Regions from separate parts of the Mus musculus genome. Here region 1 is linked to region 2. Evidence: chromatin loops called from intact Hi-C (ENCODE). Cell type or tissue: heart. All regions are shown on one strand. Links, peaks and the distances in the headings refer to the core of each region. The heading gives the core; the rest is flanking DNA. Region 1 overlaps Nfkb1 (nuclear factor of kappa light polypeptide gene enhancer in B cells 1, p105). Region 2 overlaps Manba (mannosidase, beta A, lysosomal).

What was found. Hi-C counts contacts between places; a loop is a spot of excess contacts. Peaks named below come from ENCODE experiments on the same cell type or tissue, not always from the same donor. Only the 100,000 strongest peaks of a DNase experiment are listed, where the experiment ranks them.
Region 1: a loop joins it to region 2, with 1.9 times the contacts of the local background. A loop is called at or near these places in 3 of 42 quality-filtered maps.

Annotation. Positions count from the first base shown.
Region 1 is chr3:135,572,992-135,588,228 of GRCm38, reverse strand. Nfkb1 (nuclear factor of kappa light polypeptide gene enhancer in B cells 1, p105) reads left to right here. Exons shown (of 25, transcript NM_008689.2): 25 at 2,714-3,574. The coding sequence ends at 2,874. Among named protein-coding and RNA genes, the nearest start is that of Gm46827, 28 kb to the left of the region's middle. In heart, for the core only: a CTCF peak has its summit at 6,201 (motif pointing right); DNase peaks (open chromatin) are centred at 6,238, 6,568, 7,598 and 8,858; H3K27ac peaks cover 3,532 bases.
Region 2 is chr3:135,504,867-135,520,103 of GRCm38, reverse strand. It overlaps Manba (mannosidase, beta A, lysosomal), which reads right to left. Exons shown (of 17, transcript NM_027288.3): 2 at 13,101-13,195; 3 at 9,024-9,129; 4 at 8,131-8,301; 5 at 2,078-2,201. Among named protein-coding and RNA genes, the nearest start is that of Manba, 27 kb to the right of the region's middle. In heart, for the core only: CTCF peaks have their summits at 6,030 and 8,164 (motif pointing right); a DNase peak (open chromatin) is centred at 3,073; H3K4me3 peaks cover 675 bases; H3K27ac peaks cover 3,602 bases.

The sequences.
Region 1 (15,237 bases), core at 2,778-10,777, 68 kb before region 2:
GAGAAAGAAATTTAGAGAAAAACGAGACATCACTTCCTTGTTACACCCTTTAGTTGAGTTCAAACTTCTCAGAAGAATATGATAACTGCTGGTCAGCTCACCACCTCTGTCTGCCATCTGCTTCTGTCCCCTCCTCTCCTACACTCTCCTCCACGTTGCCCGATTGACACTCATCCTGTCACAGCTGATAGCCCTCACTCACCAGTGTCCTCTCAGGGCCTTGTCACCCACACCCACCCTGCTGCCTCCTCCTCACTCCTGTGCATGTATGTGTGCACTGGGGTCCTTAGGGCATTTTTATACATACTTAGTTCTGGTTTATTCTCATGACTCCCTCAGCTCCCATCGCCCCAGCCCTGGACCCTCTACTCCCTCCCTCCCCCCCCCCCCCCGCACTCGCTCCCTTCCCATTTTCACATGTGTTCCCTACCCTTTCCATCCCTTTAAAGCCTGTTTTCCGCCCCCTGGAGGCCTTTGCTAGTTTTCTGGCCTCTGCTCACGCTCACTTCCACATGAATATACATACGTGACTGTTGGAAGCTAGGATCCACACGTGAGAGAGAACGAATGGTATTTATGTCTCTGGGCTGCCTTGATTAGTATTCTCCATTAACCTGCAAGTTTCATCTCTCTTTACGGCCGAATAAACTTTTATCATCTTCACACAACTCTTGGCTCTTGCACAAACTCATACTGGCCATGACTGTCAAAAGTATAGCCAGGCTGTAACAAAATCTAAGAGTGGCAATGAATACTTTCTGGCATTCAGGTCCTCATGCTTAACCCTGAAAGGGCATCTCTTCTTGGCAGATGCCAAGTTCCACCCATCCTCACTGCTTGCCTGAACTCCAACAGTGGCTCCTAGTCAGCCTCTTTGACTCTTTGCTTGCCCCTCCATCAGTTCTCTGCACCACGGTGATGTGACATGATAGGGCTCCAGTCACAATTAAAAACTAAATACTTAGCAGCTAGGAACACGGCAAGTGTCCCCTCCTCTACCTTTGGGAAAGCCAGGTAGGGTGACAAATATGTACAACCCGGTAGCCCACTCATAGAGGAAAGGACACCGAGAGAGGTGGATCCACGGGACTCACTGGCCAGTCTCTAAAAACAAGATGGAGAAGGAACAAGGAAGTCACACAATGTTGACCTCCCCACACCCCACACCTGCACATGAGCACACATCCCACAAACACAAAGCAAATACTTAAATACTGTATTAAATTTCCATCATTGTGACCAACTTAGGAGAGATTTGGTTGGGCACACAGTTTTTATAGGTCCCATGGTCCACTGCCTTCGGGGTATAGCAAAACCCTTCATCACGGAGGAAGCACATGGTAGAGGAATCCTACTCACTTCAAGGTGTTTGGAAGTACACAGAGATGGGGAGGAGCCCCAGTACAGATCTCTTTCAAAGCCACGCCCTCCATGACCTAACTTCCTTCTGTGAGGCCCCATAGTCAAAGAGTTGTATCACCTCCAGATAATGTCACAGGCTAGAAACCAAGCCTTTACTTAGCACACAGCCTTTGTGGGACATTTTAAGATCCGAACCATAATACACAGTAAGCCTTTCAAATGCTGCCCAGTCCCTGTTACACAACAGACAGTTGACTGGATGAGGTAACACCAGGACACCGCTCTGGCATGGTCATTGAGTCTCAGTGTTCTGACGTTAAGATTCAATGATGAGAGTCAAACATTTGCTTAGTAAGTGTTATGCTTCTGTTTCTTTAGTCACTCTGTACAGAAATAATCTGCTCTGGTTCCCAGGAATGCTTTTCAGGCGATAGAATTTAACTTAAGCTTTTGGTATAGACACATTTAAAAAAAAAAAAAAAAGCCTCATTTTCTTGCACCAAAAGAAAATTTTCTAGGCAATGTGTATTCTTTAAAAGCTCATACAGCTCAGAGAAAGGTGCCATTTTTAGTTCCTGCTTCTGTTATGAGTTTATTTTGCCTTGTATTCAGCAGTTTGCCCAGCCGTTAAAAAAAAAAAAAAAAAAAAAAAAGACAAAAGGTAAAATGATAGAGCAGTTAGAAAAATATGCCTCACTTTACAAAGGAAAACATGTTTATCCTGAACCAAGAGAATTCAGAACAGATTCTGTTCAACAGAAAGACTGATGTACCCTGTAGCACTCTCTAATGTCATTTGATAACCCTGCCATTCACACAGCCAAGCAGCACCGGTGGCATGATGGGGAGGTGGGATGCCGTGCTGCGCAGGAGCTAGCAAGCACAACCCTCCATACCATAGTCCACACGGAGCCTGGGAGGGAGCCCACTGCTGTGGATGGTGCTCTAGGGCACTGTGACAAAGCTCTCTGGGTTTATATCAGCCCCCAGCTCCTATCCATCATGGAAGGGATTCAGGGCAGGAACCCAAAGACTTTGAATCTGAAACTGCTGAGCACCCCGGCTTGCTGCCTCATGGGCTCATGCTCCACTGGCTTTCTTACACAGCCCTGGACTGCCTCTCAGGGAGTGGTGCTGTCTACAGAGGATAGGTCCTCCTCCAGTCAGTTAACTGTCAGGACACGCCCACAGACCAGTCTCATCTGGCTGGGCCCTCCCTCATCTGCACCTCCCTCCTCAAGTGATTCTAGACGTGTGAAGTTGACAGTTGAAGGTGACAGGGACAGCAGGCAGAACAAAGCCCTTGCCATGGCCTAACTCAGCCCCTCATGAGTCTGTGCTTTCTCCGCAGATGAACTCCGGGATAGTGACAGCGTCTGTGACAGTGGTGTGGAGACATCCTTCCGCAAACTCAGCTTTACAGAGTCTCTTACTGGAGACAGCCCACTGCTATCTCTGAACAAAATGCCCCACGGTTATGGGCAGGAAGGACCTATTGAAGGCAAAATTTAGCCTGCTGGCCGTTCCCCCACACTGTGTAAACCAAAGCCCTGACAGTCCATTGCATCGTCCCAAAGGAGGAAGGCAAAGCGAATCCAAAGGTGCTGGAGAATCGCCGGCCTGCAGGGTCACTCGATTTCATTCAAGGCCTTCCGAATTTGGCGTCCTTTCTTGGTTCTGAAATGAAATGTAGTTGCCACGCACAGACGGTGTCTAGCAATCATGGCGCTCGCTCGCTCAGCTGCACTCTATGGCTCAGGTGCAGTGTCTTGAGCTTTCTCTGCTGCTACTGGATCACATTTGCTTTGTGTTGTTACTGCTGTCCCTCCGCTGGGTTCCTGCTGTCATTAAAAGGTGTCGCTGTCCCCACCCGGTGTCCTTTCTAGCCATCTACTGTAAGTTGTGCATTCAAATTAAGATTAAGGAAAAACATATTTTTAAATGAGTACCTTGATGCGCAATAAAAAAAAGACATTTCTTTTTTTAATGTGGTTTATCTGTGATTTAAAAATAAAAAACACATGAACTTACAATATTTAAAACATGCTACAATCAGTGCTGAAAATAGTATTTTCCCCGTTTTATGCATTTTACTATTGTAAATATGTTTTCTAAATCAAATACTTTAAAAGAAGAAATGTTGAATTTATAAATGCTATTTACTTTTTTATTTTACTTTTATAATAAAAGTACAAGCACATTGTTGACCTAATCTTGTCTGATCTCTGCAAATGCTTTCTCAGAGGAGTCCCTGTGACTGTGGGAACAGCCCCACAGCCCGTTTGTCACATCCACATTCTCCTTTAGACACATTTCTTTGAAGCTAGAAATGTTCAAACTGTGGAAATAAAAGTGTTCTAACCCAAGACTGAGGTTCCGACCCAGGCAACATCATCTGGACGCCTAGCATCAACATTCCAATCTCTACACCGTTCCTCTCCAGCGCATGCTGTCTGTGTCTATGAAGGATAACAGACCCCAGCTTCAGCACTTCATCTTCTGGATACGATGTGGCCGTTGCGTTCATAGCTAACTACACAAAACCTGTACAAGATGTGGTCCTTCATCATGTATAGAGAGGGACTGATGAAATACACACACACACACACACACACACACAGACACCACAGCAACTGGCTGTTAATAGTTGCTAGGGGAATGGGAGTCCTTTCTTCAAATGGTATAGCACATACTCCAGTAACTATTCCCTCCCCATGTTCATGCAGGCAGCCCTAATTAAACTTACTCATACACACAAGCACAGAAGCAGGAAAGTAGGAGGCGGAAACGAGAAGGCAGCGGGGTTTGTGGATATGATCTCAGTACATCCTATACATGTTTAAGATCATGAGAAAATATACATTTTAATTAAAAACTAAATTCCAACATATGTAAAAGATTTTCCAGTATGGAGTTTAGTAAGTCTGCATGGCTGAAAGTAGAAAGAGGGAAGATTAATGGCTTGAAAGAGGTCTTAGTTTGGACTCTGGTGTGTGACCAAGGTCATTTAGTGTGTAGTGTAAAGATCAAATCCAAAACCTTCTGGTGAAGTGGCTTGGCAGTTAAGAGCACTGATCTTCCAGAGGACCAGTCAGTAGGTTTAATTCCTAGAACCCCTCACAGCTCACAACCACCTGTAACTTCGGTCCCAGGGAATATGATGCCCTCTTCAGGCTTCTGTGGGCACCAGGCATATAAATGGTGCACAGATATACATGCAGGCAAAACATCCATACACACAGAAAGAAAAAACCAAAAACCTAAGGCCTTGTCATGCCACACAAGTGATCTACTACTGATCCCACGGAAGGGCCTGGAAACCCACCAGCTATTACCTTTGGGAACTGCCTTCACTACAAAGAGCTCTCACCCCCATTTCCATGGTAGTCATATGAATGCCTTTCCCATTGCTGGGACCTTCAGATCCTGGGAGACAGGCTAAAGTGATCTGGGCTATCTCCCTCACACAGCTCAAGGTACCCCAAATAGACATCTTGTATGTCAGTGTCCATATGACAAAATATTCCAAACTTACAATGAAGAAAATGGAGGTCCAGAGAGCGCAACTCAGTTGTGGCTAAGGTGCATCTGCGTTTATATCCAGATACTTAGCGCCTAGGCTTGTGAGTTAGAGAATGATTTTATTGGGACAAAAAAGATGATAATGACTGAATCTATTAGTAGGGATTTGGTATAAGATTAAGTAAAATATCATTAATGAAGAAATGATTAATTATTTAAATATATAATACAAGCTACTTAATAATACTTAAATTATTTAATAAATATTCTAAGTGCCTAATCATCAATTAATCGGAATCCCTTTCTACCAAAAATTCCATATGTATGAAAATTTAAACCATACGAATTTTAGACATACCACCAATCTTAGACAAACACCCTTGACATCGAGAAGGCCCTAATCGAGACTTCATTCTGTGATGTAAAAGCAGAGCAGATTCTACCTCTTAGAATGCATCACAAATGAACAGAAACTGGTTAAACAGCAAATTCTGTTTTCCATTACAGTACCCTCTCTCCACCCTAACACACCCTTATTCTGCGTTGGAAACTTTAAGACAAAACTGTCTTGCTTTGGTGTTTCGTAATACTTCCTGGGACAGCCATGCCACCATGCCCCAGCCAGGACTTTCTATGGCTGTTAGCTGTGCGTCTTAAAACATGGTGCTGAAGCCCTTCCCACAGAGAGACACCATTGTTTCCTGGGTTTAGGCTCCTGAGTCCAGGCCACCTGTGGCAAGGCAGGAACGATGCTGAGTGACTTCCGAAACTAGGTCCGAATTTCTGCCAACCTTCCCGGAACTACCTTCTCCTGGAACTCAGTCACCCTGTTCAGAGGGTGCCAAGCAGCCATGAAGAGAAGGCCAGTACAGGTGTTCAGCCAACAGCCTTAACCGAGGTCCTAGCCAAAGCTTGCCAAGCCGACGGCTGCCAGGTGACCCTGCCTAGCCTTTGGGCTGTCTCAGCAGATGCTGACCATAATAGACATGGGCTGTTCTGCTGTTCTCCTCAAATGACAGATTTGAAAGCAAATTAAATACTAGTGGGGGTTTTAAGCCCTGGGTGTAGAGTGGACACCACCATTCTCCAGGCATTTGAAAAGACAGCTTGCCTACCATAAGTTCAGCAGAAAAGATACTGACTGGAGGGACACCAACCAGGCTGCCCGTACCAATATGTAAAATAGCATTTCTCTTCTTTAATAAACAATCCTGGCTCTCTTTTGTTCCAGAAACTTCCCCTTCTTACCAGGTCTCTACGCTAATCCACATGAAGGCAGCCAGAACTGCCTGCCTCTCAATGGAAGGAGAGTCCACCTTCACGCCAGTAGATGGAGATAAACACCAGAGGCAGTACAGGCGGTTGGTCGGTTGGTCGGGTGGGAAGCTACAATGAGCCTGAAAGAAGCTTGCCCTGAAAGCTTTCCTCACAGCAGGCCGCCACTCAAAAATAGCTTCCTCAGAACTTCAGTCAGCTTTTGAGGTTTCTGTACTCTGCAGGCATAACCCAAACCTTTTCAGGATCTGCAGGCCTTTCTTCTTGGGGGTGTGGGGGGAGGGGGAGGAATCCCTGCTGTTGTTCATTTACCCACCTGGGTCCCCTGGGGCAACTCTCTGCGACACAGCAGACACAGCAGTCACCAGTACAGAGTACAGCCCCCAAAGCCTGTTAAGTCTTGGCTAAGAACGCAGAGGGGCAGAAGCCAGCCAGAATGGGCGTCTTTACACGCCAGCCCCTTTCAGTTTCCAACACAGACAAAGAGCTCAGATTTGACCCATTCCCAGAGTCAAACACAGGTCAGCCCCACTCCAAAGACTGTCTTTGAGGATGCTTTCAAAGTCTTTGATGAACAACCGGCTTGTTTTTTTATACCAGCTCTGTGCAAAGATGGAGTCATAATGTGTCAACCCATATGCAGTGTGGTCCCAGAATACCACTAAAAGGACGTATTGCTTGGTAAAGCTGGGCTTGTGGCACATGTCTGTAATGCCAGTGCTCTGGAGGCTGAGGCAGGGGGATCACCATATGTTTGATGCCAACCTGGACTACATAGGGAGGAGACCCTGTCTCCTAAGTAAACGATGGTGGTGATGATGATGATGACAATGATAACGACAACGATGACAATGATAATGTTGAAGATCCCCTTTCCTTTCCCAAAGCAACAGTGTACAACTTAAGTGACAGTATGACTTGAATGAGAAGCATCATGGCATGGGTGGCTTTGTTCTGCAGTGCGCGCGCGCGCACACACACACACACACACACACACCTCTATCTCCCGACCACATGCAAATGTCCCTTATGCATTTCCAATACATTTCTTTCTGTGATCTGGGAACAACCACCTTACATATTAAACAAGCAAATATCTTTAAAAACAGGAGTGCTTCCACTTAAAAAATACTTCCCAATCGTTATTTCCATAACACTCTGAGGTAAATGGGGGGGGAAGGGTTACACCTCCTGCCATAGTCCACAAGACCGTGTGCTGGTGTCTGGCCCTCCCTGGAGAGAGAGGCTGGACTCTCTGTAGAGAGAGAGACTCAGTCATGAGTCTTTACAGCTCAGGCCTCAGCTTCGGTCTGTAACCTCTCACAGGTGCAAGGCGGCCCTGACGGAACAAATCACACGGATGTGCCAGAAGCAACAGCTTGCCAGTCAGGGGCATTGAAGGACATTACTCACAGCTGGCCAAACAGCTGGAAGACAGCACCCGTGAAACCATTTCCTCTAAGAACGCTAAAACCAGACAGAACCGCCCCCAGACAGGGCAGGAGGGGCCTTGAGAGTACATGCCGGTCTCTCTCTCTCATTCCTTCTCCTTCCAGACCCTTCTCTCTAGCTTTGGAGCTTGCAGGAGTTTCTCAACGCTGCCTGGCTTTAATTTCCTGGGACGCAATCCTTCCCTTAACAAGCACATAGCCCTCAAAAACACACCCATGTGCCCAGCCATGGTGACACACACCTTTAATCCCAGCCCTTGGGAGGCAGAGGTAGGTGGATCTCTGAGTTGGAGGCCAACCTGGTCTGAAGAGTGAGTTCTAGGACAGAGAAACCCTGTCTCAAACAACAACCCCACCCAGGTTCCAGTCCCATTAGTGCACAATCCCTCCTCCCAACATACCCAGAGAGGCCAAAAGGACCAGACAGGACACCTCTAGAGAACCTTACTGCAGCCTCCTAGACAGGCCTTGCCACCCAAGCTAGTAATGACCCATCCGACTCTCTTCCTGGGGCGCCACAGCCCCTGCACCTGTCCTTCAACCACCAAGCCACAGAAATACTACCCTTTCCCCCTGTGTGAGGGCAGTGTGAGCTCACAGCACATTAGTGTGAGCCACCCAGATCTATGCGAAAGCAGCTCTACACGTCTTCCATCCTAGTTTCGACTCCTTGAAGATCAGAGTCACTATTTGGCCCTGCCTTCCCCACCATCCAGCCAAAAGCCTATTGTGAGGGGCTGGGGAAGAGCATTTGCACACAGCGCGTGGGCCAGCCATAGGCACAGGGACTCCTTAAAGCTGCAAAGAGGAGCAGACAGGCGGTTGAATGTCATCCCTCCCCACAGGCAGCAGCTGATGGCCATATCTTTTCTTTGGTTACGGGGGCTTCTTTATATTTGTCATCTAACTTCTCCCCTATCTATTCCAGAGGTTTGTGTCAAGTTTCCAGAGAGTCACAGTAAGTAAATTTCAATTAGACATCACTCAGGGCCAGCAAGGTGACTCAACCTGTAAGGCCGCCCGCTACAGGAACCTGGCAACCTGAGTCAGATCCCCCAGGACCCACAACAGGGTAGAAGGTGCGAACCGGCCCCATAAAGTTTCCTCTGAACTACACACACACACACACACACACACACACACTTTGAAAATCACTTGGCTGCGACCTGTTTGCCAGGGTAGCAGGACAGATAGAAGTGAAGTAAATTAATAGAGCAGGAAGTAGCTCTGGTATTGGACCTTGTGACCCAGTTTCCATTCTGCCTGCCAGGCACCTAAGACAGAAGCCAGAGCTCTGTTTTAGAGAGCTGCAGGCTCCTTCCTTCTTTCTCCTCTCCCTCCCCCTCCCCGTTTCCTTTCTCTACCACCCTCTGTCCCTTTCTTCTTCTCCTCTCCCTTCCTGACACATTCCTCCTTGCCCTTTCTCTTCCTGTCTCTCATTTCTCTCTTCCCTTTTCTCCCTCTGTTCTCTCTTCCTCTCACTGATTCTCTCTCCCTGTTTCTCTCCATCCTCCACTCATCATAGGCCTTCACGACTTCCTTTCCTTCCAGAGAACAGTTGCCCATGCCTGTAGTCAGGGCACCATCAGCCAGCTCCTGCAGGCTCTCCCTCGCCCTCCCCTCTACTTACAGCAAAAGGCTGCAGAAGCCTCCCTCCCTCCAGAAGCTCACTGAAAGCCAGCCTTGGCCCAGGCATTGGTCAGCCACCTCCCTGCAGCCTCCTTTCCTGTGCACAGGAGACAGACAGGTCGCCTCTGTGGGAAGATGGAGAGCCCTGCACAATCACCAGCAGGGGCCTGGCTCTTGCAGCTTTTGCTTTTTTTTTTTTTTTTTTTTTTTGATAAAACTGGACCGAGCCATACCTCTGCCCCCCAACCCCCCAAAAAAGAGGGGGTGGATTTGAAATATATTCATCTTTCTGTTTCTTCACTTCAGGCCAGAGAGCCTGGGATCATCACCCCCACCCCCAAACCCTGGAGGGGACGCTTTAAACAATTCCATTTGAGCAAGAGACTCACTCCCCAGGCCTGATGGCTCCCACCATCTTTGGGGGAACAAGTACCGTAAGGCAGCATTTACCATGAGTTCATCCATGCCGGTGCTGAACAGTGACTCCACTCGATCTCACAGTGATGTTGTGAAACGCCTGTTATTATTGACCACATCTATAAGGAAATTAAAGTTTAAATGTTACGCGACTGGATCAAAATTAACACACGAGGAGTTAAATGAAGTGCATGTAGGCATGGGGAGCCGGTGACCCAGCATCCTACAGCTGAGGGGAAGCCTAAGTGCCTACCCTCCGTGTGTGGGACCCATCTGAAATGTTACCGTTCTATCTAATGTAAAGGTGATTTCGGCTGCTTGTGAGATTTCCTATGAGTGACTGCAAGCAAATACAGGCTTTACGTTTTCCCTATAGCATAAAGACTGGTAACAGAGAAATCTGTTATTTTGCGGGAACTCTCACTTATTAAACATTATTGGATCATTCAAATTCCTAGAGCACTCTTGCGCCCCATCTGCTAACCAAATGGCCTCTGTGGCCGTTACCCACATTTTCTTTACCTGCATCTTCAGGACAGCCAGGCAGGATAGGGAGGTGGGTGCTCACTGCTTCTTCTCCACTCTCCCTGAATCCCTGGTGACACTGTTTACAGCTACATCCGATGCCTGCCAAAATTCAGATTACCCACCTCCCCACACCTGTCCTCTAGCCTTCATATGGAGGTAGGAATCATAATAATAACATTAATTATAATTAACCATAATAACTAATCATAATGATTAATCATAATAGCACACATTTGCTGTATTTGTGCTATCATTATCTACCAGTCATCACATTTCATTCTCACAATGACATGAGGAGGGTTAAATCACAGAGACAGACACAGACACAGAGACAGAGACAGAGACAGACACAGACAGACACAGACATAGACAGACACAGACACAGAGACAGACACAGACACAGACACAGACACAGACAGACACAGACACAGACACAGAGACAGACACAGAGACAGACACAGAGACAGACACAGACAGACACAGACACAGACAGACACAGACACAGAGACAGACACAGACACAGACAGACACAGACACAGACAGACACAGAGACAGACACAGAGACAGACACAGAGACAGACACAGACACAGACACAGACACAGACACAGACACAGACACAGACAGACACAGAGACAGACACAGACACAGACACAGACAGACACAGACACAGAGACAGACACAGACACAGAGACAGACACAGAGACAGACACAGACACAGAGACAGACACAGAGACAGACACAGACACAGAGACAGACACAGAGACAGACACAGACACAGAGACAGACACAGACACAGAGACAGACAAAGAGACAGACACAGAGACAGACACAGACACAGACACAGACACGGACACGGACACGGACACGGACACGGACACAGAGAGACAGACACAGACACAGAAACAGATGGCTCAGTGGGTAAAGTTCCAGTGCTCTACCATGAGGCTCTGCGTTTGGACCTCCATCACCCTCATAAGAGCATGGTGCCACATGCCTTTAAGCTCAGAGCGGGGAGAGCAGAGGCAGGCAGATTTCAGAGCTCACTGGCCTCACTACAGCCTTCCTCATGAGCAAGCTCCAGGTTCAGAAAGAGATGCTGTCTTAGAAAACTAAGGTAGAGATGTGGAAAGCTTTGGGGGCTTCTAGGAATTGGACAGGAATTTGACATTGGGCTAGGACAAGGACGTAGGTTCAAGGTGAATACAGCTAAGGAAGGTGTTCTTTGTAACTCGATGGGTCTTGTTAAGACCCTGGATACTGTAATCATGGGACCTTTGTATGTGCCTTCTTTGTTCCATATGTTGTGTTTTATAAAAATAGAGAAGGAATGTGTTTGGTGGAGGTGTAGTCAGGTGTGGGGGATGAGGGTGCCTCTGTGGGCCCATGCTGAGGCATCCCTTCCCCCTGAGGGACCAACCACATGATGGGATAGTATAGAATAGAGTTTGTTCAGGGCATGGAGAGGGGAGTGAAGAGGGTAGTAGAGGCAGAGAAGGGGAGAGAGAGAGTAGACAAGTAGATGCCGGCCATGAGCATGTTGGGGGAGGGGGATTGGGAGAGGTAGGGGAAGAGGCAAGAGAACAGAGTGAGAGCAAGAAGGCAAGAGAGCAAGAAGGAGCAAAGGGGGCAAGCAGCCCCTTTTATAGTGAGTCAGGCATAACTGGCTGTGGCCAGGTAACTGTGGGGTGGAGCTTAGACAAAATGCTAACACCTTAACTACTCTGTTTGTGCCTTGTTTGTTCCTTGACTACTTTGTCTTTGATCTAAGAACTGACCCTATTCTTTGTATGCACCTAGAATGCTTTCAAAGCAGACTGGAAAAAAATAAACCCGATTCACCCTCAGCACTGGCTGGAGTCACTTTGCATCATGTTGTCTTTTCATGTTGTCAATCCTCACTCCCTCCCTAGAGACCCTGAGCTGGCTCGGTCATGGAGAAAGAGCAAGAAAGACATCCAGCATTGCCCTTTGGCCTCCACACACACAGATGCTTACACACATACACATCTACCACACACACAAATAGAAAATAGAGAAATGATGGCACAGAAAAACTTGAAACCTGCTAGTGTTGGCCCGGTATTCAAACACAAGTATGAAGTATGTCTGACGTTAGGAGCTCATTCCTTTAAGGGTGTCAACTTGGATGATTGTGGCTGTCAAGTCAGAAGACCTGACTGCAAGTGGACTAAACAAACGAGACCTTTCTGGTTGTACCCTAAGAAGACCTGAGATGGAGGGTGGAAGGTTAATTTAGCAGTTTCTACACCATCACGGTGCCTGTCAGCACTGTTCCATCAACAGTCTTAAGTGTCAAGTCCTCAAATGGATGCTTCCCAGTCACACCTAGTAGTTGGATTATCTCTCTTTAAAAAGAATCTTTTATGTTTATGAGTGTTGCCTGCCTGTATGAGTGTGCGCTCCCTGCATGCCTGGTGCCAAGGTCAGAAGAGGGTGTCTGATGCTTGGCAGTTAGAGTACAGATGAGTATGAGCCACTGTGGGTGCTGCAAATCAAAATCCAGGTCTTCTAGAAGAACAGCAAGAGCCCTCACCCAACTGAGCCATCTCTCCAGCCCCTCCGGTATCTCTCTTAGCAGGCAGGAAAACTCCTATCAAGATATCAACGTATGATACATGCTTCACCGTATAGCATCTCCCTGACAAAGAGGAATATGTTTGATATAACATGTATGATTCACTCCCTGGAGGTCACAGCCTCCTCTCAGAGCAGACACTCTGGCTGTTGGCCAGCCAGTCAGTAATAGCTGCTCCAACCAGTGAGAATGTATGGATTGTCTCTCAGGACCCAATAATTTTTACCAGGGTCATAATAAATAAGGGCAGAATAAGAAGAGGATGCTCTCAAGTATGTTCAAGGCAAGAATGCATGCCAGCTTTCAAATAGAAATGTTCCCCTTCCTGACAACTCTGGGTAATTAATGTGTGTGTGTGTGTGTGTGTGTGTGTGTGTGTGTGTGTGTGTGTGTGTGTGTGTAATCCTGCTCAGTGCACAGCATGAGACAGCACAAGGGAGCATGCTAAATCTTGTTAAAGGGATAAGGAATCAAACTGCATCATTATTGCAAACTTCCCCTTTATGGTGACCCTTGTCTACAAACATGAGGAAGGATATTTATCAAAAATGAGACAATGATACAATGTCCTTATTTCTGCAAAGCCTATTATTGTTTGGCTCCTGCTCAAGGGCTCAGAGATGTCTTGGCAGGTTAACCCTCTGCTCATATATCAGAGCCCAGCCTGGCTGACCAGCTGATCTTGTATTCTTCATTATGTATCAATTACAAGGAAAACCTGTAGAGCCCCATTTGAAATGTTTTCATTTTATCATGTTTCGAAAAACATTTTTTCTAAAATGCTGGATAAGATGGCCTCATTAAAAGATTTCAGGTATGGGGTTCAAGGGGGACACTGAATAAGATTGTCCTACTGTGTAAGAAGCTATTGAAATAATGATTAATGCCGTGGGCAGACGGGGCTTGGAGGAGACTCAGGCGTACAAGGCAGTATGGGGAAGGGCGTGGGGTCTTTTTACAGTTCTCAGAGAAAGTGGGGACAACTGGAAGCACCATCATCCTTCACCCTTCACCCAGGCTGCCTCTGATTCCAGGATAGCAGAAGCTGGGGAGGGAATTCCACAGAAGGACTGTGTGGCTCGGAGGGTGTAGCGTTAGAAGCAAGGGCTGAAGCGTACCCATTATATGAGCAGCGGGGTATGTCCCCACCTGCCACCTGTGGAGGTCTGTAAGGTCCTTGGGAAAAGGCACCTGGCGCCCCTCATTCTCAGATCCCAGCCCCACCCACTTGGGATGTCCCTTCACAGATTCTCTGACAAGCTTTCAAGAGTGTGCCCCTCTCTCCCTGTAGCAGCAGGAATCTCTGAGGTAAGTGGAAGGCTGGTGGCCGTAAGGGCTGTCTGCGGATGGGAGCAACCTGAGCACTGTCTTGTGATCTGGAATTCTTTCTTCAAAGAGATTTCTTGTTTCTATTTCTATATTTGCTTGTTTGTGTGCACCGTGCGCACACAAGTGCCACGGAACCTAGAAAGTCTTTGATGGCTCAAGGCACTCATAGAAACATGCAAGCAAAACACACACATAAAATAAAAATAAATAAGTCTTAAAAGTATCCTATCTGCCTAATAGCTCCCCCCTCCCCCCAAATCCTGATAGAATTATTTTAGTCAAAGCTCGGCCCAGGAATGATGTCAAAGGCTCTGAATTTCCCACATAAACAATGCTGGTCTGTTTTTCCTAATCTGAGAACATGCCTCGAATTCTGAGGTAGCCCAGGAGAATAACTCTGTTTCAGACGTCTGGCACTTTGAGAAGTTAGCAAACATATCTTGGTCTCTCCAGTTCATCTTCATCCCTACAGAGAAGGACATCAGTCTGCTTGTTTTCTGAGTGACTTCCCAGGTGCAACAATGTCTCACAATGAAAAGCCAAGCAGTAAGGAAGAGAGAAAAAGAACTACAGTGACTGAAAGGAGAGAGTTAGTTGCCCTGTTCCCTGTTTGGGAATGGGAAGATGCACTTCTGTGACGTGGGGCCTGCCACCCGACCTCTCTGGAACGCACTTTGCAAGGTTGTCTCCTTGCCTACTGTTCCCCACCAAGACTAAGGAAAACCTCAGAAACCCAAACCCAAGAGTTAGCACGTCAGACTCCACCCACTACAGTAAACAGGACAAAAACATCTGTCAAAAGGGCACGAAGGCTCTCTGAAGAACAGCTGGCTACTATCATTACCTAACGGGTAATACTGTGTTCTGCCAAAGAAAACTAAAGTTACTGCCCAAAGCCCTGCAGTTAAAAAGCCTCCAAATGTGGGTTTGAATCATGACAACAGCCCTGTTGTCTCGGCAGCCACATCTTTGAGCTAAATTGCTTCATTTATTCTGAAAAACAAAACAAAACAAAACAAGACGGATTACTGATCCTGTCTTACCACAAGAATAGAGAATGCAGAAGTTAAACCATTGTGTTCAGGTTGCAGCATTAATTTGGGCATAAACACAATGTAAACATTACA
Region 2 (15,237 bases), core at 2,930-10,929:
ATGGTCTGCAATCCGTGACCATTGCTTGTGTAAGAGGAGGGTGGTTCATCTCATGGGCAGAGAAGGCTGTTCAAAGGCAGCTAGCTGCCTGGAGTGACTTTCTCCCGATGGCCCCCTCACGGGCAGCCTCCCGAGCTCTGACCTCCTGAATCATTACTAGAAACCGAGAGGCCAGAGGGAACTGTGGTCCTGTGCATTTAAAGAAGGTGGAGGACAGGTCTCTGTGACCTCTGAATCACGGAATGTGTCAACTCCAACACCCTGCATTTTCCCAGACTCCCATCAGAATTACAGGACAGATGCAAGCAGCTGATTTTCAGGAAGCTGCCAGCTAAACTGGCCAGGCAGGCAGGCTCGCGGCTGACTAACACAGCCCTGTGACCTGACTCAACAACCAGAACTCCTTGCCAATTTAGAGGAAATCCTCAAAATTGTACTGAAAGCAAAACACCTCGGGGCAGAATCCACTCAAAATAAGGACAAGGGAGGACACTGGCATTTTAAGGGAAAAATAATTCAAAAGTGAACAAAAAATAGAAACTAAGGGAATAGACAGATAACATCAACAACTGCCAATAAGACACTCAGCAGGACCGACAAATTCTTGTCTGGTTTTTTGTTCTTTTTGTTTTTTGGGGTTTTTTTTGTTTTTTGTTTTTTCAAGACAGGGTTTCTCTGTGTAGCCCTGGCTGTCCTGGAACTCACTCTGTAGACCAGGCTGGCCTCGAACTCAGAAATCCACCTGTCTCTGCCTCCTGAGTGCTGGGATTAAAGGCATGCGCCACCACGCCCGGCTCCTGTCTGTTTTTACATTTCCCAAGTGAAGCTGTTAGTAAAGGGCAGCTGTACGCTGGGCAGGCCACAGTCAGGCTGAGAGGACAGCCTATTTCTCCACTCCTAGGCAGGTCATCTAGAACGAAGGAGGAGCCCGGGGCTGAGGCAAGCATCTGTGTGTGGACAGGGCAAGAGTGGAGAGAGCCTCTTAGTTGGTGGACATGGCTTAAACACTAAACAGAGACCAACAGCCCTGCTCAGCTCAGTGAGTCCAAAGGCAGGCTGGAGAGATGGCTCGCTGGGCGAGCAAAACCAGGAGGACCTGAGCTCAGGCCCTAGCACCTATGTCAAAAGCTGGCTGTGAGTAACCCCAGTGCTGGGGGGCAGGGTGGAGACAGGAGGGTGGCTGGAGCTTGCTGGCTCCCTGCATAGCTCCAGTTTCACTGAGAGACACCATCTCAAGGAAATAGGGTAGAGAATGGTAAACCAGGAGACTCAGAGGTCCTCTCTGGCCTCTGCACAGATATTCATTCATACACCGTATACATACTCACATAAAATACATTTAGAAACAAATAAATATACATTATCAATAAGACATTAAGAAAAAAAATCAGTGTGAAAGGAAACTGACAGTGGAAACTGCTCTGACAGAGAGTGGTGCTACCCGGCATGGGGTGAGGAGGGAGCTGGGGTAGGGTAGCTGGGGTGGGAGGCTGTCTCAGGTGTGAGGTGGGGGGCGGGGGGAGGGAGCATGAGTGAAAGGAAATCAACCTTTCTTTCTTTCTTCCTTCCTTCCTTCCTTCCTTCCTTCCTTTCTTTCTTTCTTTCTTTCTTTCTTTCTTTCTTTCTTTCTTTCCCTCTCTCTTTCTTTCTTCCTTTCTTTCTTTTTGGTTTTTCGAGACAGGGTTTCTCTGTATAGCCCTGGCTGTCCTGGAACTCACTCGGTAAACCAGGCTGGGCTCGAACTCAGAAATCCGCTTGCCTCTGCCTCCCAAGTGCTGGGATTAAAGGCATGCACCATTCCTGCCTGACGCCCCTTCTTTCCTTCCTTTCCTGTTGGGTTCCCTCCCTCCCCCCAAAATAAATACTTTAGCAGGTATCTATCTACAGGCCTGGTTTATGCTGTAAGTTTTCATGACAAACCATTTGCATGTATTTCAGACTTTTATAAATTGGCTATTCTGCATTATTTTAAGAAGATCCTGAAGAATATACTTATATTTCAAATTATAAACAGACTTTTTGTAATAAAAAGAAGACTCAAAAATTTTTTTTCAAGAAATCGCAAATCTTGACTTACCATATACTGGCAAAAACGTGAGGTAATCCAGATGAGCAATGTTATAGGCTTCGATTCTAACATCTTTCCAGATTCCCTGAGAGGGGAAGGAAGGGCCCCAGTCCCAGCTGAAGGAACACTGTGCCTGGAATTTCAGGGGAGAAAAGGAGAAGTAGGCAAAGGATAAGATATGTGTGTACGAAGACACTATGATACATGCTAAATGAAAAGTTAGTAAAAGGGGGCAGGAGAGATAGCTCAGCGGGTAAGAGCACTGACTGTTCTTCCGAAGGTCCTGAGTTCAAATCCCAGCAACCACATGGTGGCTCACAACCATCTGTATTGAGATCTGACACCCTCTTCTGGTGTGTCTGAAGACACCTACAATGTACTTATATATAATAATAATAAATAAACCTTTTAAATAAAAAAAAAAGAAAAGTTAGTAAAAAAGGCAAGATTCTATCTTTAAAATATTATATATACACGCGTACAGCAGTTTACTAATGATGCCATAGCAAAACGCTAGACTGGAGGGGGTGGGGCTTCACCCACTGAAATGTGTTTGCAGATAGATGGCTCCCTTTGTCTTTCCTCGTGCACCAGCCAATGGGAGCCAATGCCTCCTCATCCCTTCCACTGCTGTCCACATTTCTTTACTCTAAACACCTTGCTTAACTTAGTCACCTTGATCAGGACTCCAAATCCAGTCACAGTTACATTCTAAAACACTTGAGTAGAGGGAGTGTTGCAACTTCAACGTGTAAGTTTGGGGAACACAGTTCAGCCCCTAACTAATTGTGTTTGGGTGTCAAGCATGTGTGTGTGTGTGTGTGTGTGTGTGTGTGTGTGTGTGTGCATGAGCTCAGAGTCTCCCTTCTGGCGTCCGTGCTCTCTTGTGCTCACCAACCTTGCGCATGTGCTAGATAAAGAGAGCCACTTCCTATGAATAGAATATGGCAGAGGTGATGTCATTTCCAAAATTAGATTATAGAAGAAGGGCCCCTTCTGCTTGGGGCCCTGTCCCGTGCTCTCTCTTGGCCAAGAGAGGAGCCAGCTGCTGTGTCCTGGAGCAGCGCTGTGGGAGGCCTGAGTGAGAGACTTGGACAATAGATCTAAAATTTCTCAACAGCCATGGTGAGCTCAGAGCTCTTGTCAGCCCCAGTCAGGCTGAGGTGATGGCTTGATTAAAACGCCCCGAGCGACAGGTGCCCAACCAAACTGTACGTAGGCTGAGAAATGCAGACTTAGTTTGCTGTACATTATTATTACTGTCATTTGCTATACAGATGGTGATGGCTATTATGATTATTATAACCAAAAATGCCCACTTTAGTGCCATGGTTAAATTTATCAAGAAGAACAGAAAATCTAGTTATGCCTTGTTTCACATTCATTCTTCAAAAACCTACTATGTCAGAGCACTGCTATTTATTGTTTGCTTGTTTGTTTTGTGTTTTGCTTTTCAATTGTCACTATGAAACCAAGGCTACCCCTAGTCCTGGGCTTTCAGGACTACAAGCAGTGGCCACCACACCCTGCAAATGTTTACTCTCTCTCTCTCTCTCTCTCTCTCTCTCTCTCTCTGAAGTTCTCCAAAACACTGCGATGCCTAACCACTCCTGTATTAAACATGACAACTCGATGAATGAGTAGGCTCATTGAAAGATAAAGATATTATTAACATGTAAAAAAAAAAAAACTAGCCTTATTCCCTACCTCATTAAGTATGAACTCAAAAGTCCTCGTTTAGGAGTACCAAATACAAACCGATGGTGGCATTTGCCTTTAATCCTAGCACTCAAGAGGCAGAAATGAAGGTCTGCAAGTTCTAGGCCAGTCTGGGGCACATAATGAGTTCCAAGATAGCCAAGGTTATACTGAAAGGAAAAAAAAAAAAGAGTACCAGGTGCACAGAGAGAGACAGAGACAGAGAGAAAGACGCAGAGAGAGAGACAGAGAGAGAGAGAGATACACATAAACCCACAAACAATCACTTCAGACTTCAGACTCTGACTGGAGTAGCTATCTGAGAGACATGATCTTGTCTGCCAACTACCTGTCTGAGAACCAGGACACTAAAAAAAAAAAAAAAAATCCAATTATGAAGTTACAAAGGTTCAGATTCAACTACCAAGAAATGATTCTCTGACAATCAACTTCTCAAGGAAACGGGAGGAAAAGAAAGAGTAATGGAATCCAAGTGATAGAAAAAGAAAGGGAGGGGACCAGCTAGTTGGGGAGGGGACCAGCCAGGGCCAGGCTGGGGATCCAGTGAGACCCGTGGGGAAGGGAACACGGAGTGCAAACCAGAAAGCCACTGGTGTACACACTGCCAAAATGAAACCTTTGTGTGCTAATCTGAAAGTTTAACTTAAAACAAACAAACAAACAAAAAAAACCCAGAATTTTTTTAAAGTCCCATCAAACAGAAAATTTTCTTTACTTCTTAAGAATAAAAAATTTTTCAAGATTAAAAATCTATGACACTGTGAGTTCAGCTTTGAAAAGTTGAGTTGGAAAAGACGCCCTCTGAGCGAGGGGATGCCAGTGTGTGTAGGGGGAGGGGGGCGGCAATGTGGGTGTGTGTACAGGGGATGTGGGTGTGTGTACAGGGGATGTGGGTGTGTGTACTGGGGATCCAGCCGCACTGCTCTCACCCAAGAATGGCTTCCTTCACTTTGTATTTATGTCAGAAGAAGATAAGTACGTTTCTACTACAGAGAAAAATGAAAGTGTGCCTCTCACCCCTCACCAAGGAAACTTGTCTTTTGCAGCAGACAGAGACCACCTCAGAAAACTACAACTAGTCAAAATACAGAGATCACCAGAATTCCCAGGCACAATGAGGACAGCCACAGCACGGCTCCTGCACCCGGGCCCAGGAGATATTAAGGAAGAGGTGGTGGCCAATTTGAAAGAGCCGGAAGATCTGCAAGTCTGCTGGGACTGCTGGGACCCCCGTACCCATGAAACCTCAACAGTGACAATATGGCTCCCTAAACAAGACCCGGACAATGAAAGACCAAATGAGTGGGGACATTTTCACAGGGTCCTACCCCTAAGCAAAAGACAACCGCCTTCAAGTGACTGTGGAGAGAGGGAGGATTCACTTTCCCAGGAAGGGGTCCCTGAGTGGTTATCCCTGACATCATGTACACAAAAGCAACAGACTCATCAGGCCAGGCAGTGGTGGCACACGCCTTTAATCCCAGCACTTGGAAGGCAGAGGCAGGTGCATCTCTGAGTTCGAGGCCAGCCTGGTCTACAGAGTGAGTTCCAGGACAGCCAGGGCTACACAGAGAAACCCGTCTTAAAAAACAAACAAACAAACAAACAAAGATTGAGCTATACAGGCAAGAAAGCAGGGCATTTTCTTAATTAGTGATTATGTGAGCCGGCCCAGCCCATTGTGGGCAGTTCCATCCCTGGGCTTGTGGTCCTGGGTTCTACAAAAAAACAGGTTGAGCAAGCCATGAGGAGCAAGCCAATAAGCAGCACCCTCCACAGCCTCTGCATCCGCTCCTGCCTCCCACCCTGCTTGGATTCCTGCCCTCACTGCTTTTGATGATGAACTGTTACATGGGACTGTGAGTAAAATCAACCCCTCCCTCCCCAGGATGGTTGTGGTCACGGTGTTTCATTGCAGCAATGATAACCCCAGGTAAGACAGCAGCAAGGAGAGAACAAAATATTCAACACCACACCAAGCTTCAGATCACTTAATTCCCTCAGCCAACGAGGATGTTCGTTCACTGATTCAGAAAGTACCTGTGACGCCCTGTGACTCGGGCTGGGGTACATCAACGCACAGCGCTGGAACACAAAAACTTTTAAGCTGAGGATGTGGCTCAGCAGGGGAGCGCTTGCTTCTATACACAAGGCCCCAGGTTTCATACACAGGACCAAACAGTCAGGCATCTCTCGCAAGGAAGCCTCTTTCTTCCACCTTGAGTTAGGGAAAGGAAGTGGAAGGCCTCTATCAGAGGAAATGCTTGTGCAAATGTCATCAGGATGCAGCCTGCTCCAACGGGAGGAGGTGGGGCGAAGACTGAGCTAGGAGCTTGGGACATTAGCCTCCTGATGGTGCCAAGCTGTTGAAAGATAAAAATTATGAACTTTGAAAAGCATATCTAGTCTTATCAGCCCCTACCTCAGTACATATGGACGCAGAAGTCCCAGTTTCTGTTTTAAGGATAGGGATGCTGGGGGCATTTTTGTCCGAAGAGACCATGCCAACTGCTCCGTGGATAATTACTTGAAAGAAGGCAAATGGAGTTGTGGGAATACCGGCTAGGTGACTAGGGCAACGTGCTGTGCAAGAAGTGACTGGACCCAGAGGCAAAGAATAAAGGTTGTCTTGGAAATTGGCAGGAACTAGAATGTGGGATCCAGTTGGAGTAAACAGATCACTGATGGCGTGCCCTTGAGGGTACACCCTATCTCAGTCACTCCCTCCGTATCCCTCTGCTTCCGGGGCGCCACGAGGTAAGCAGCTTTGTCCCGCACTCCCTTCTACCTTGCTGTTCCACCTCACCACAGGCGCAGAGCCAGAGAGCAAGGACTGAGTACCTTTGAAACTGAAAATCAAAAGAGATGCTCCGCCAACCCCCAATCTGTACAACTCAGCGTGTTACCATGGTGATGAGAAGTGACGGACAAGAAGGGAGGAGGGAAGTAGAAAAGATAGAGGCGACTAATGTGCTGAGCAGAGGAGGAAGCAGAGATGTAGAGACTTTAGAAGGGTCAAACACTTGATGAAGAAAGTAACATTTGCAAGCAGGACCAGTCCGAGAAGGGGGCGGGGGCGGGGAGGCGGGGCGGGGGAAGGCAGGGGAGAAGAAGAGTAACATTTTCTTCTTAAAAGCTAAAATGTCTTCCAGAACTTTGGAATCAGAGGCAGGAAGATCCCTGTGAGTTCAAAGCCAGCCTGGTCTATATGATGAGTTCTAGGCTAGCCGGGGCTACATAGTGAGCCACTGTCTCAAAAAACAGAAACAGAAACAGAAACCAACCAACCAAACCTAAATGTTACATACAGTTATAATACAATAATCATGCATTAGTATATGTTCAAGTACCGTAGAACAGAATAAGCCTCAAAGAAAAATCATCTGTGGATCATACCTTCCCATTCTATATTTTAAGGTTCTAGCAGTAAAATATGAGAATATCTCAGGAAAAAATTTTTTCTTTTTTTCTTTTTTTTTTTTTTTGTTTGTTTGTTTGGTGGTTGGGAGTGGGGGTGATAGGATGTTTCTCTATGTAGTTCTGGCTGTCCTGGAACTCACTCTGCAGATCAGGCTGGTCTCCAACTCACAGAGATCTACCTGCCTGTGCCTCCCAAGTACTAGAGCTAAAGTGTGCACCACCACACCCAGCTGAAAATATATTTCTTTCAAGCAGGTTGCTAGTCACAAGACTCACTAGTAAGTTTTCACGACTGGTAACAGCTTTGATAAATATCAATGCTATAAAATAACTTATAGAGATGGGACTGTCACGCAGTTGGAAGAATTATCTCAGGGCTCTGCCTAACATGCACAGAGCCTTGGGTTTCATCCTTAGGGCCTTATAAAAGCAAGCAAGATTGTGCATACCTTAAACTCAGCACTCTGTAGAGAGGTGGGGGATGGATTGGAAATTGGAGGTCATCCTTGGATACATAGCAAGTTTGAAACCCACCAGGGCTAGAGGAGTCCCTGCCCGAAAAAAATATAATAATTTATAAAGTCCTATTAGCAGCTCCCCATATTATTAATAATATTATTATTAGCAGTTGTTCATATAAGTAATCCCAAGGCTTGGGAGGCTAAAGCAGGAGACCGCCGCTTTTAACAACATAGTAAGTTCTAGGCTAACCTAGGATATAACATCAAGTTCTGTTATCCACAGTGTGTGTGTGTGTGTGTGTGTGTGTGTGTGAACCTAAATTCTAAAACACGCTCCAGGAAGAAAACCTAGAAGAATGAGAATCCACCACAAAAATTCAGAAAATCTTGTTTTCAAGCCTTCAAGTCTGCCAGCCACAACGCTGCAGCCCACACACACTTGAGCGAACGAACATTCATTACCTTTCGGATGAAGTTGACGTGACATTCACCCTTCTGCTCCACCGGGGGGCACTCTGGGGGCACCCGGTAGCTAGTGTGAGCCTTGCTCTGACACTCTGCATACTGCACTGCTGACCGGAACTGCAGCTTTAAGGAGTTCACGTCTTTGACTACGTTGGTGACGTCAAAGCTCTGCAGGACAGAGGAAGGAAACACAGCTCCATTAGGAAGACCTAGTCTTGTGTATAACATTTTAGATAAAGGTAGACTACATGAAAGATACACACTACAGCCATGTCTAGAGCTAGTTTCATTAACAGAAGGAATCCCTCTGAAAGAGAACTTAATGGACGCCTTTAGTTACACCTCCAATCTCCTGTCCAAGCACAGATTCCTAGGCTTCTCCTATTTTTACAGGAATACGGCCCTAGAGAACTATGCAGAACAGAAAGTATCTTCATCCCTGGAACGACCTGTACACATGGCCTTGAGCTGCCAAAGATTCCTAGACACTATATAACAACCTGACCCACTGAAACACACGGTGTGTATTTCTAAGTCATCAGTGAGTTTTGCTTTCCAAAGCACACCCTTGAAACAGAAGGGAAGCACAATTTCAGAACAGATTTCCTTTTAAAATTGTCTGTCACTTGTCATTTCCCACGGACTTGGATCACCAGACCACTGAGGAGTGAACAGCCAAGCTGGAGCTGTAATTTCCTTCCTCGAGGCCCACAGAACCACCATGGGACTGGCACTGCCCCTAACAGCCTTCAAACGGGGCACCTGAGAAGCCCGGTCATTTACCAGTGTTTCAAAGGCCTTGACCTTGACGTATGGCAAATTACACAACGATCCTTCCCGGTTCACGAACATAAAGGCCAGCTCTTGTGAGTCTGGAGCCCTGTACTCACGTATCCAGTGAACATGTTGTCTGTCTTCCCAATGGTGACATTGTTGAACAGGATTTCTGCAACCGTGTCAACTCCATCAAAGATCAACTTTACCTTCTGCCATTCACTAAGAGACAACAAAAGATTTTTAAAACATTAACCCATGTAAGTCTCTTTGTCATCAGTTAAGAACTAACAAAGTAAAGATTCCACAGGAAACTATACACCCTTAACCTTAAGGCCATCAAATTTCAGGAGTATCAGTTTGACATTAGCTGTAATAATTTCTTTGAGTGATCCAGTCCTATGATGTGGCTGTCAGAGCTTTGCCATAAAATCAAGAGCACAAATTATAATTTCCAAATGAGTTGATTCTCCCAGTTATTCCAGAGTTCTTAGATAACCCAGAAAACATTTGTCAAAGCTATTGAATCTTAGATAACACATTAACCATGACCTAGTGTCAATGATGGAGAATCCTGTGCTCGGTACTTTGCTCAGCCTTACAAGGAACAACCTGGAATTTGAAGTTTGTACTCTGGATGGCATTCAAGCCCACAATACACAGGACTCAAACAGAAACTTCTTGATCTACTGGGCAAGGGCTAGCGGAGGCTCACCGTGTAAGAAAGAAGAGAATAGGAAAGAAGTGAATAAGAAGTCAAAGAAGTGAATATTTTTCATCAGTAACAAGGAACTAAATCATGATGAACACTGCTGTACTGTGGTTGTTTAATCAAAGGAAGCCTTGATAAAGGACCAATGTCTCTAATGTGCTCCATCAGTTAGCAGTGCTACATCCCATCTACAGATGGAAAGTGAGTTAGTTACTGACTGTCTAGGCTGGGATAGGAACAGTGAATGGGAACGGGAAATGATAACTAATGAGTAACTGATGATGGCTGATTTAATTAGGGCTTCTATTGCTGAGACAAAAAAAAAAATGCCATGACTAAAAGTGACTTGGGGAAGCAGGGGTAATCTCAGTTTACAATTTAGGTCACTCTCCACCAGTGAGGGAAGCGAAGGCAGGCTCTGGAGGCAGGAGTGGAAGCAGACGCCTTAGAAGAACGCTGCTTCATATATATATATACATATATGAAAGTGTCCTACATTTTCTTACACCACATCTACCTGTGATAGCGCATGATTTTTGATCCTAGCAGGGAGGCAGAGTAAGGCAGACCTCTGTAAGTTCAAGGCCAGCCTGGTCTACAAATTGAATCCAGGACAGCCAGGGCTATAACAAATAAAAACCTTGCCTCAAAAAACTAAAGAAAGAAAGAGAGAATGAGAGAGAGAAAGAAATTGTGGTTCTCAATTGTGGTTCTCCCTTAGATAACTCCGGTATGCATCAAGTTGAAACAAAACAAACAAACAAACAAAAACCAAAAAAAAAAAAAAACAGGATAATGGTGATGACTGCCAAACTCTGAATATACTAAAAGCCATGGAATTGTTCTTTAAATTAAGCAAATTTCATGTTATAAAGATCAGAGTTCAATAAAATTGTTTTTGTTAAGATAAGTAGAAGAGTCTGGGTCTCAGAGAACCATGCCACCCCACCATACAAAGCCCTAATAGTGTCAATTACTTTAAAGACAGACTCTTTATTCAGACACATCATTTGGGCTGAGTTGCTGAGAAGGAGAAATTGAACAAGTTGGGGGTCCATGGCAGGGCCAGGGGTGGTGGGGCCAGTGTCACAGGTACGCAGTGAAGCCAGTATTTCCTTTATGAAGCCATGAAACAGGCTTTCTCTTCCTGAGGAAAAGCAAGTAATGTTTTCTCACACCATCAGAGACTAAAAGGCAAACCCAAGACACTGGATTCTGCAGTTTCTGGGTAAAGTCAAAACCGGAACGTGAGGAGGCTCTACTAAGAGAAATGCCAGGCAAACTTAGACATAATGGGAGAAGGCAGTGGAGAAAGATCGAGGCGGCAAATCCACATCCCTTGGCACAAGCTTGGGAAGAGGCACCTGTGTTACATGAAGAAGAGCAATGGGCTATTGGGATGTAAGCTACTTGAGTAGGGATGTCAGCTGGCTGGATTTGGGATGTGCTATGTTCAAAGGGAAATGGGATTTTGTCTGGGATTTTTGTGCTATTTGTTTTTCTTTTGTTTTGTTTTAAGACAGTCTCAGGGAGCCCAGAGTAACCTGGAACTCACTATGTAGTGGGAGACAGGATTCTTGTGAGAAATATTTTAAGCATTATCTGGAAAGAAAAGCCTGACACGCAGTAGCTTGCACCACCACTTGGACTACCATGTGGCATGGTTCTCCTAATATATTGATCGTAATATTCTGGCTTCATTTTCAACACTGAGGGTTGAACCCAGGGTCTTATGCACACTAAACGGGCTCTTTACCCTATCCTGTGGCTTTAGATTTTAAAGCGATAATAAGTAATATAACAAAAAAAATCATACACAAGAAAATTGTTCAAATTTAGTAATAATGGTGGCTTGTATACTTGCTTACAGTCTGCTTCGCCTAGAAATATTTTCTTATGATAACAGAACACTGCTGAAAGCAATACTTGTAGTTTTCTTTATGGCCACATGAGTAAGGTTAAGGTCATAGTTTTGTATTACCAAAATTAACCTGTAAGCTTCCCCTGCCCAAGGACCAAGTAACCTCCTGGAATGCTGGGAGTTGTAGTTCTTATAACAAAAGCCTCATGGGAAAGTATGGTGGCCTATGGGTTTGTCTTTATAAACCCCTGCAACAGTGTCTCAGGGCCATTCAGCTTGGAAATTCCAGGAATGGCCTTGACCAAAGTCCATCTCTTAGTCAGTACTTAATATTTAATAAAGCTTGCTTCAAATTTGGCCCAAAATGGTGGAATTGGTTTTTCTCCAGAGAATCTCGGGATTGACAGTATCAATGGTTGTATAGCACTAACAACACTGTAGATGGGGGAAACGTGCTTCAATGCCTAAGGCTCTAGGCTCAGATCCTAGTACCATCCCCGTACACACACACACACACACACACACACACACACACACACACACATACACACATACACACACACACAACACACACACACACCACACACACACACACACACACACACCACACACACACACACACACACACACACACACACACATATACACACACACACAAGCACTGTGGTGGCGAGGGAGCCTGTGAAGATAACTTGGTCAGTAAGGTGCTCGCTTGCCATGGAAGCAGAAGAATTTGAGCACAATTTACAGACCAACATAAACGATGGGCACAGGCACAGCAGCACTTGCCGGCAAGCCCAGAACGGGGGAGGCAGAGACAGGAGGACCCTTGCGACTCATTGACCAGTCTAGCAAAATTGGAGAGCTCAAAGTTCAGAGAAACAAAAAGCAAAGTGGACAGTAATTGATTAAATCGCCTGGCATTTCTCCTTTGGCCACACACATACATACACACACGCACACACACATGCACACACACAGAATAACTTCACAAAAAGTACTGCTGATCAATACATCAATACATTCTCCAAGACACTGGGGAAGTCCAGGGCATTTATATAAAATGGGATTTAGGTGACTTCAGTATAACCACTAGAGCAATTATTCCCTAAAACGCAATGTCATGACTGATGAGCAGTGGCCCCATCCTCACATATAAAATGAAAAATAAATTACACAGTCACTTCGATAACACAAAAGTCTAATCTGATTTAACTCTGATTGATATACAACCTAAGCAGACATAAAGCATAAATGAAAATCTTGTCATAATACAGTATATAGCACATAGTATACATAATATAGTATATATAATATACTTTTAAAAAAATTTATTTAATGTAAGTACACTGTAGCTGTCTTCAGATACTCCAGAAGAGGGCATCAGATTTCATTATGGATGGTTGTGAGCCACCACATGGTTGCTGGGATTTGAACTCAGGACCTTTGGAAGAGCAGTCGGCGCTCTTAACCACTGAGCCATCTTGCCAGCCCTATAATATACTATATAGTACATAGTATCTATGGGCATAGTATATATACTATAGTATATATGGACATAGTATATATAGTATATATGGATGTAGTATATTAGTATAGTATATATAAAAATATACATACCTGAGATTAAAGGGGATTTTAAATTCCGTGCTGTAGGTCCAGTTATCTAAGGAAATCCATCTATAGTTCAGGTCATTAAATCTGTAGTAAGGATCCTGTTGGTACAAGATAAACATGGTAGCCAAATATGCTAAAAATAAACAATTGAAATAGGTAACAAACAATGACTATTGATCACCTAAAAATTAATGAACTCTTGGCCTAGGAAAGTCAGACGATTAACACTGAGAATGTGGGCTGTGGATCAGAGGCTGCAGATACGGCCCAGTGGTGGGATATGCAAGGCCCCGAGAACAGTGCCCAGTGCTGTAAAACGACGAGGATGTGGGAGAAAATTCCCAACAGTATGCGTGAAATGAAAGAGCTCTGCGGTACAAATAATACTCATTATCAGAGAACGTGTCCGGAGATAGATACCGGCTCCCTTTGTATTGATTGTTTTTTATTATATATTTGTTTATATGTGTGAGAGTGCTCAGGCATGCACCACCGTGGGTCTCCCTTCTCCCCAGGGCCATCGGCCATCGGCCCACGTGGACGAAGTGGGCAGAGTGGTTGAACAGGGTATTGGATGGCCTGTGAGTACAAAAGAAAATGAAGTCATTCCAGGATCAGTTTTAGGGAGACAGACCAACGTTTTTAGGGGTGAATCAATGGTTAGATAGTTTAGGGGAAAGGAGTAGGAAAATCCAGGATGGACAAAGGTCATTGGCTGAAGGCTAAACTGAGCCGCCTCATTAGCCTAGAGAGGCATCCCAGGAATCTCAGGTGCTTGCCGATCCAGTTCTTATCAGGAGAAAGGAAGCTGAACCTGTAATCTAACCAAAGACATTCCACAGATAGAGGGGAGATGGGGGACCGGGGTGGGGGTTGAACTCTCCGGAGAAGGTCAGAGAAGGAGAAGCCCTGCTGGTAAAGAGAGTCCACCATTTTGTGAGAGCTCAGAAGGCTATCTGGACAATGGTAGACTTTGACCTTAATTAGCAGGGCAACACTCCACAGCACCTATGTGGGTGGTCAGAGGACTCGGTGGGAGAATCAGTTCTGCGTTTCCGTTGTGTGGCGTCCGAGAACTGAACTCAGCCATCAGGCCTGGCAGCAAGCGCCTTCACCCACTGAACGGTCTCCAAGAGACTCTGGCTGCCTCTTTTAAGCCAAACATAGAACCTCCAAAGTCCTGGCAGTAAATAAAATCTGACCGCCCTGGGACACGTTTCCTTTCTCTCCCAGGGCCCAGTTCTTGCTCTTTGCTTCCACTACCCCGGATAGCCTCCAGGGGGCAGCACATCTCCTGCCCTCTACTGCCCAAAGTTCAGCAGAAACTCCCATTCCTTGGAGACCTTAAGCATTTCCAACCTACTTTTCACTACGCTTTCTAAGTGAGCGCTGCTGGGGGCTGAGTAGAGACCACACAGGCAGTAAGTACACTCACTGCCACACTCATAGGATCCAGCTTTCCTGGATTATCCATGTTAGCAAACTGCAGCCCGTGGGCTTGATTCTGTGTGGCAGCCAGTCAAGGGCCAAGCGCTGACAGACTTACTAGGAGTTGTGGATATGGACCAACAGGCAAAGCACTGTTGCAAAGGTCTAAAGATCTCAGTTTGATTCCCCAGCAACATCGTAAAAGCTGAATGGAACAATGCCTGGAAAGTAGCCCAACAGCTAAGAGCACTTGGTTTTTTTTTTTTTTTTCGGGGGACCAGGATATGATTCCCAGCATTCAACTGGTGGCTCACAATCATCTGTAATTCCATTTCCAAGGGATCCAAGGTCCTCTTCCAGCCTCCCTGGGCACTGGGCACACACTAAACACTAATGCAAATAAAATAAAAAAATTAAATCTATCCGTTTTTTTAAAGGACAAGGAGCCAAGCTTTGTAGCCCTCCTGGGCTGTTGACATAGCCGATAGCAAAGTCACAGTGACCCCGACTATAATACAAAGAGGAATGATTTATATAAATCTATTATCCAAGCCAATCAGTTGCTGTAGCACCAATTTTTTCCCTTTGAGACCTATTCCACTGGTGCTAGAGAGAAGACTCAACAGTTAATAGTTTTTGTTTGTTTGTTTTATTTTGTTTTTTGAGACAGGGTTTCTCTGTGTAGCCCTGGCTGTCCTGGAACTCACTCTGT